Regions from separate parts of the Homo sapiens genome. Here region 1 is linked to region 2. A link is an interaction called in ENCODE POLR2A ChIA-PET data of the cell type or tissue named here. Cell type or tissue: endothelial cell of umbilical vein. All regions are shown on one strand.

Evidence for each region. ChIA-PET counts read pairs that join two places held together with the same protein. Peaks named below come from ENCODE experiments on the same cell type or tissue, not always from the same donor. Only the 100,000 strongest peaks of a DNase experiment are listed, where the experiment ranks them.
Region 1: POLR2A ChIA-PET joins it to region 2 with 8 read pairs; 4 of 35 experiments call an interaction of 5 or more read pairs at or near these places.

Annotation. Positions count from the first base shown.
Region 1 is chr22:38,446,705-38,450,704 of GRCh38, forward strand. All of the region lies in intron 1 of KCNJ4 (potassium inwardly rectifying channel subfamily J member 4), which reads right to left. Among named protein-coding and RNA genes, the nearest start is that of KCNJ4, 6.5 kb to the right of the region's middle. In endothelial cell of umbilical vein, no CTCF peak of the experiment used is centred here; no DNase peak of the experiment used is centred here; H3K27me3 peaks cover 470 bases.
Region 2 is chr22:38,303,990-38,307,989 of GRCh38, forward strand. All of the region lies in intron 6 of TPTEP2-CSNK1E (TPTEP2-CSNK1E readthrough), which reads right to left. All of the region lies in intron 2 of CSNK1E (casein kinase 1 epsilon), which reads right to left. Among named protein-coding and RNA genes, the nearest start is that of CSNK1E, 11 kb to the right of the region's middle. RefSeq lists enhancers at 1,744-1,793, 1,894-2,143. In endothelial cell of umbilical vein, no CTCF peak of the experiment used is centred here; a DNase peak (open chromatin) is centred at 2,142; H3K27ac peaks cover 518 bases.

The DNA.
Region 1 (4,000 bases), 140 kb after region 2:
ACCACTTTGGGAGGCTGAGGTGGATGGATCACATGAGGGTCAGGAGTTCGAGACCAGCCTGGCCAACATAGTGAAACCCCATCTCTACTAAAAATACAAAAATTAACCGAGCATGGTGGTGCGCACCTGTAGTCCTAGCTACTTGGGAGGCTGAGGCCAGAGAATTGCTTGAACTGGGAGGCGGAGGTTGCAGTAAGCTGAGATCGCGCCACTGCTCTCCAGCTTGGGCAACAGAGCGAGACTCCATCTCAAAAAAAAAAAAAAAAGAAACAGAGGCAAACGCCCACCCTTACGGGGCAGGGGGTAAAGGCTCAGAGAGGTGAAAAACCTGCCCCAGATTCCGCAGCTGCTAAGGGGTGGAGCTGGACATGAACCCAGATCTTCTGTTTCCCAGTCACGGGCCTCGCCTGGGACAACTGAGGCTGGAGGAGCCTTGGGGTAGGGGAGGGGGAGGTGGGCCACTCCTCCTGTCTTGCTGAGAGCAGGCTGGGTTTCTCTGCCCCAGAGGGCAGGGCGAAGGAAAGAGGGAGTCAGGGATCAATTAGCAGAACCTTCCAGACACGAGTGGGCTTCCCCGGAGATGGGGAGCTCCCCGTGAGGAACAGTGAGGAGGGACTTGAGGCCCATTTCTCAGGATAACTGCAGAAGGGTATCCATGGGCACGAGGTTTGAAGGATGCCCAAAGCCCCTCTGCCTGCTCCATTTCACCCCCAGCCAGGGCCTCTCCAGCCTGTGCCCACCACCTCCCCTGTATGGCCCCAAGGAGCCCCTAATTGCGGACCCCATCCCATTTGTCTCCCAGGCTGAGTGGTACCTTCACACTCACAGGGCAGAGGGTCCTGGGCTTCTCAGGCCTATGAGGAGAGGGGAGGCTCCTGGGGGAGTCTAGGGTGGGGGCTGGGAGAGGAGCTGCAGGGGGTTGGGGGAAGCTTCACTGAGGTGTCCCAGGGGCCAACTCTGCCACCAACTTGAAGATGGGCACACCCCTCCCCTAGGCCTGAATCTCCCCATCAGTAAAATGGGGTCAGCTCCCCACAGCACATGCACCCTCTCCTGTGGCCCAGCTAAAGAACCCTCCCGTCCGGGTGCAGTGGCTCACCCCTGTAATCCCAGCACTTTGGGAGGCTGAGGCAGGCGGATCACAAGGTCAGGAGTTCAAGACCAGCCTGACCAACATGGTGAAACTTCGTCTCTACTAAAAATACAAAAATTAGCCAGACGTGGTGGCACACGCCTGTAGTCCCAGCTACTCGGGAGGCTGAGGCGGAAGAATCACTTGAATCTGGGAGGGGGAGGTTGCAGTGAGCCGAGATTGCACCACTGCACTCCAGCCTGAGAGACACAGTGAGACTCTCAAAAAAAAAAAAAAAGAAAAGAAAAGAAAAGAAAAAAGTAGCCGGGCATGGTGGCGCATGCCTGTAGTCCCAGCTACTTGGAAGGCTGAGGCAGGAGAATCGCTTGAACCCGGGAGGCAGAGGTTGCACTGAGCTGAGATTGTGCCATTGCATTCCAGCCTGGGTGACAAGAGCGAAACTCCGTCTTAAAAAAAAAAAAAAAAAAAAGGAACCCTCCCATCCCTGCAGCCCGGGTCGCTGGTGTGTGAGCTTCTCCCAGGACAGGCAAAACAGGAAAAGGCTGAGCACGCCCCACCATCCCCATGGGTGGCCCCCGATACACAGAGGGGCAAAGAGAGGCCCCCAGATGGACAGTGGCCTAGTCAAGGTCATGCGGAGCCAGTGAGGGGCTGAGCTGGGATTCGATCCCAGGCCCCTGACGCAGGCCACCCTTCCTACTGCTGTGACCAGGGAGTGCTGCCCTTCCCCTCGCTCCGATCTGGGGATTTTCTGGGGAGAAGGAGCTTAAAGAGACCCAGACCCTGCTCGCCTCCCACAGACCCCACAGCTCTGGGGAGTGTCAGTGAGAGAGGAGGGGCCGGCAGCCCTGGGAGCCATCAGGACACAGAGGAGTCAGGAGCAGCTCCGGGTTGAGAGGCTCTGCCACCATTGCTGAGTGACCCTGGGCAAACCCTGGTGGTCTCCGGACTCGGTTTCTCCATCTCCCAGGAGAGGAAATGGAGAGAAGGCCAATGCAGCCGCAGACAGGAGCTGCTGGGCCAGGCTTGGTGGGGGCTTCTCCTCCATCCCAGTCCCAGGGAGCTCCTCCGCCCAACTGCACCTCCCATGCCCCAGCTCCCCTCTGCCCTGCTGGGGGCCCCCCAGGCCTAGACCAAAGCTCCCAGCTGACAGGTCACCATTACAACGCTGACTTCTCCCTCCACAGCTCCTGCTGGGGTCGGGAACACCAAGGACCCCCTTTCCTGGTAGCCCCTAAGGACCTCTTGACCTGCCAATGTCTCTCTGGGGCACCTCACCCTCCCCTGCCTGCCAAGGCCAGACGTCCCAGCTGTTGGCACCAGGGCTGGTCAGGGACTGGCCAGCAGCCACAGGGAGGAGTGGCTGAGCTGTTGCATGGAAGGAAAGGGGAGGCCTAGGCTGGCAGACATGTACCCACCTCCCTTCAGGTGGCCAATGAGGGTCCTGGAGGGGCTGGCACTGGGTGCACAGTAGGACAAAGCATCTGTGGCTGTTTCCACCCAGGAGCCTGGAACCAATCCTTGCTTCTCTCTGAGCCTCAGTATTCTCATCTGAGAAGTGGGGGTGATGGTTCTCCCAGGGTGGTGGAGGATTAAGTGAAATCATGAATATGAAGCCCAGCGCTGAGCCTGGCACTCAGCTTCCCTCCTGCAGCAATACCCTGAGAACACTGCTCTCACCCCAGCCACCAAGCAACGGCACCAGCCATCTGAGCAGCCCTCACGCATGCGCATGCGTGTGTGCCTGTGTCTGTGCCTGAGCATGCACGCGCAGGCTGAAAGGGGGCTGCGAGCAGGTGGGGCAACGGGTGCAGAGGGAGGGGCAGGGGCCACACGCCAGCACTCCTCCCCACCGGTTTCCCACCCTGTGTGTCCCAACAGAGAACAGTGGTCTTAGAATCAGGCAAAACCCATCCATTCAAATCCAGCCTGTTTCCAGCCAGCCACTTCCCCTTGCTGAGCCTCAGTTTCCCCTTCTGTAAATGAGAATCATCTATGTCCAAAGTCTTCCAGGTTCACGACAGGGACCCCGTGTTGGGCCACGGGGCCAGGATTGGTCAAGACCTTTGGGAGTGGGGGGCCAAGACCAGAGCAAGCCAGAGCGTGAGCTCACCCCTGCTCCCCATGCTGCACCCCACCCACCACCCCGTGAGCGCCCGTGTGCGCGCCTGCAGGAGCGCGCGTGTGTGACTCAAGGTCTATTCATAGCCGAGCTCCACCAGCTGCAGCGTCACAAGCAGAGGGGCCTCAGCCCATATTATTATTTCAATTACCATCTGAATTAAAAGTTTGAGCAGCGATCAGCCCACGTAGCGAGGGGAAGAGGGAACAGGAGAAAAATAAAGATGAAAAGGAGAAGAAGGGCTGTGACTGGCGATCCCCCACACCCCAAGGAGGGCTGAGTCCGCAGAGGAGGCTTAAAGGTTATGCCAACCCCTAGGATTCCCGCCTGCCCCTTGCCAGGACCCACAGTCCTCCCATCGTTGGGAGGAGCGCTTTTCGACAGCAGCCCAACCACAGCTACTCGGTGGAAATAGATCTTTCAGCCCAGGTTCACATGGATGGGTGGACATCACTCGGAGAGGGTGAGGGACTGACCTAAGGTCACACAGAGAGCCACCCAAGGAAGTTGTCTCCAAGACCCTCTCCTGCCAGCCAGGTCCCACTGACCTCACCAGGCTCTGTAGCACATGTGCCATTTCCCTTCTGCTCCCCTCTCCCTGCGCCGATAACTTTCCTCCTGCAGCCCTAGCTTGGAGCCAGCCCTCTCTCAGCCCTCTGCATTCCCGACCTCACACCTCATGCCACCACCGTCAGCCCAAAGGCCCCTCCTCACTCACTGGCACAGGGGACAGAGCCCTGGGCCAGGAGACAGGCAGCCTGGCCCTAATCTAACTCTCTGGGCAC
Region 2 (4,000 bases):
CCAAGGCCCCGCTCTCTGCCTGGGCCCACTGCCCAACTCAAGAAGTCACAAGAAAGACCAAGCCCAAAGTGTACCTTGCCTCAGTTTCCCTGGCTGTATGGGTGGATGAGATGAAGGGCTGGGGCTAGGCTGGGCGACAGGGTGTCTCCTTCCTGGGGCCAGCAGCGAGCCCAGCAGGAGGAGTAGGACAGTGTCGCAACAGGACACAAACAGGCCAGAACAACCCCCAGGGACACAGCCTCAGGAGGAGTTCAAGACAGGAGAAAGGCAGGACCTCACATCAGAGGAAAAGATGAGACTGTTCATTAATAATGTCCCTGAACAACCGGCTGGCCACCTGAGAAAAGACACCATGGCTCACACCACAACCAGGAGAAATCTCAAGTAGAGGAAAAGTTTGTATATAAGAAATAAAGGTGTGGGTGTGAGTTGGCACAGCCCCTGTGCACCTCTTGGGTGAAGCTGAACATAAACAAACGCTCGCCCAAGCAACCCCACTCCTGAGTGTACATCCTTCAGAAACACGTGTGCACCAGGGGGACAGGACAAGGATGGACACAGGAGCAAACAGCCCAAGTGCTCAGCAGCAGAAGAACAGGAACAGTGGCGCAGTCACCAGGGAATCCCAGGCGGCAGTGAAGAGGAAAGGATGCCTGCTTCACACAATGACCCTGGTCCCAGGGGTGCACTCCTCACAGCAGCCAGAGGGTGGAAACAACAAACATCTGTCACAGATGCAAGGATGAATGGAATGCAGTGCCTCCATGCGGCGGAATATTATTCAGCAATAAAGAGGAATAAAGTACCGATACACGCTACGACACGAGTGCACCTTGAAAACATTCTACCCGAGGCCAGGCACAGTGGCTCACGCCCGTAATCCCAATACTTTGGGAGGCTGAGGCGGGTGGATCACAAGGTCAGGAGTCCGAGACCAGCCCAGCCAAGGTGGTGAAACCCTGTCTGTACCAAAAATACAAAAATTAGCCGGGCGCAGTGGCAGGCATCTGTAATCCCAGCTACTTGGGAGGCTGAGGCAGGAGAATCACTTGAACCCAGGAGGCGGAGGTTGCAGTGAGCCGAGATTGTGCCATTGCACGCTAGCCTGGGTGACGGAGTGAAACTCCAGCTCAAAAAAAAAAAAAAAAAAAAAAAAAAGAAGAGTGCAAGCACAGTTCTACTTGTTTCCATATCAAAACAGGCAACAAGACTGGACAATACAGATTTAAACACGAAAGAAAGGAAAAAGATTAAATGTCAGACGGTGGTTCCCAGGGAGGGACACCTTAGGCCATGCAGGTATTCTATACGTATTCTTTGCATCCACTCAACGTTTAATAAGAAATAACAATGAAATGTTAGAAGAAGGGAGAATTGCCTTATAGCCTTGGGGTTAGGCAAAGCTTTTATTTTTATCCCTGATTCAAAATCCTAAAGCCATTTAAAAAAAAAAAAAAAAAGCTCCTTCCTCTCCAAAAAAAAAAGAATCCCTTCTGCATGGCAAAAACACCGGAAATAAAGTCCTAAGAGACATACTCACTTGCAATTCTTATCACAGGCAAAGAGCTAATATGTAATGAGCTCCTACAAATCAGTCAGAAAAAGACTCAGCAGAAAATAGGCCAAAGGATTTGAAACACACACTTCACAGAGAAAGAAATCATTAATAGAAAAGCCTTACTCATAGGGAAAGATGCCCAACCTCCTTGTAAGAGAAATGCAAATTAATATGATCGTGAAAGACCATGTTTCACCTAGGATTGTCAAAAGTCTTACGAGATAACACACCTGTCTGTCGGCAAGACTGTGGGGGCGCTGAGCACTCCTCCCAGGTGGTGGAGGCGTCAACTGCTGAGTCGCCACTGGAGGGGGATTTGACGCTACTCAGCCCTGACCAGCAACCCCGCTTCTGGGAGTTTACCTGACATCCTAGCACGGTGCAAAACAAGGCGGGGACAAGGCTGTCGGCTGCAGGCTGTTTGGAACAGCAGAAGCTTGGAAACAACCCAAATGTCCCTCCTGAGGGGGCTGATTAAATAAAGAATAGCCCATCCATAAAACAGAATACAATGGAAAAAGAACCAGGAAGCTCTCTCTGCACACAAGTGGAAAGATCTCCAAGATACAGGAAGTGAAAAAGCAAAGCACAGAACAGTGTATATTCCACACTCTCATTTCAGTTTTCTTTAAAAAGGTGGGGAACTAAGTATCTGTGTTTGGCTCTAGCTACATAAAGAAACACTGAACAGAAACATGACTGTACAGGGCTAAGTGGGTCAGGGAGGAAGGGGTGGGGGACGCTTCACTGGATACTGTGTTATAAGTTGCAATTTCTTTCAACACCTTTATTGAGATGTAATTCAGATAACTCTCCAATTGAGTCACTCAAAGTGTGCGACTCACCGTTTTTAGTATATTCACAAGCTTGCGCAGCCATTACCACAATCAATTTTAGAACACAGGCCGGGCGCGGTGGCTCACGCCTGTAATCCCAGCACTTTGAGAGGCCGAGGCAGGCGGATCACAAGGTCAAGAGATCAAGACCATCCTGGCCAACATGGTGAAACCCCATCTCCATTAAAAGTACAAAAATTAGCTGGGCGTAGTGGCGCACGCCTGTAATCCCAGCTACTCGGCAGGCTGAGGCAGGAGAATTGCTTGAACCCAGGAGGCAGAGGTTGCAGTGAGCCGAGATTGTGCCACTGCACTCCAGCCTGGCGACAGAGCAAGACTCCATCTCAAAAAAAAAAAAAAAAAAATTAAAAATTAGAACACAGCATCTTCTTATCAGCTGATACCTTCGTATCAGCATCTGCTGTGGGTTCCGCATCTGCCGATTCAACCATGGATCAAAAATACGTGGGGGGAGAAAATAAAAAATAACAACACAACAATAAGAAATAGGTTGGGTGCAGTGATGCACAACTGTAGTACTACCACTTTGGGAGGCTGAGGAGGATTACTTGAGTCCAGCGGTTCGAGACCAGCCTAAGCAACATAGTGAGACCCTATCTCTACAAAAAATACAAATATTAGCCAGGCGTGGTAGCACGTGCCTGTGGTCCCAGCTACCTGGGAGGCTGAGGCAGGAGGACTGCTTGAACCTAGTAAGTCAAGGTTGCGGTGAGCTATGATCACACCACCACACTCCAGCCTGGGTGACAGAGCAAGACCATGTCTCAAAAATAAATAGGTAAATAATATAAAAATTAAAAATACAGTACAATAACTATTTACATAGCATTTACATTGTATTAGGTATTATAAGTGATCTAGAGATGATTTAAAGTATATGGAGAAGGCCAGGTGCCAGCATTTTGGGAGGCTGAGGCAGGCGGATCACCAGGCAAGGAGTTCCAGACCAGCCTGACCACCATGATGAAACCCCATCTCTACTAAAAATACAAAAATTAGCCAAGGTGCTCCCGTGGGAGCGCCTGTAATCCCAGCTCTCAGGAGGCTGAGGTAGGAGAATCTCTTGAACCTGGGAGGCGGAGGTTGCAGTGAGCCGAGATCACACAACTGCACTCCAGCCTGGCGACACAGCGAGACTCCGTCTCAAAACAAAAAAAAGTATACAGAGGATGCGCGTAGCTTATATACAAATACTACAGCTTTTTATATCAGGAACTTGAGAATCAGAGGATTCTGGTATCTGAGGGGGATCCTGGAACCTATTCCCCACAGGTACCGAAGGTGGAGGGCTGTATTTTCTTTTTCTTTTTGAGACAGGGTCTCAATCTGCCACCCAGGCTGGACTGTAGTGGCACTAACACAGCTCACTGCAGCCTCAACCTCTGGGGCGCAAGTGAGCCTCCCACTTCAGCCTCTCGAGTAGCTGGACTACAGGCGCAAGCCACCACACCTGGCTAATTTTTGTATTTTTTGTAGACAGGGTTTGCCATCTCTAGGCTGGTCTCCAACTCCTGGGCTCAAGTGATTCACCTGCCTCAGCCTCCCAATGTGCAGGAATTACAGGCATGAGCCACTGTGCCTGGCC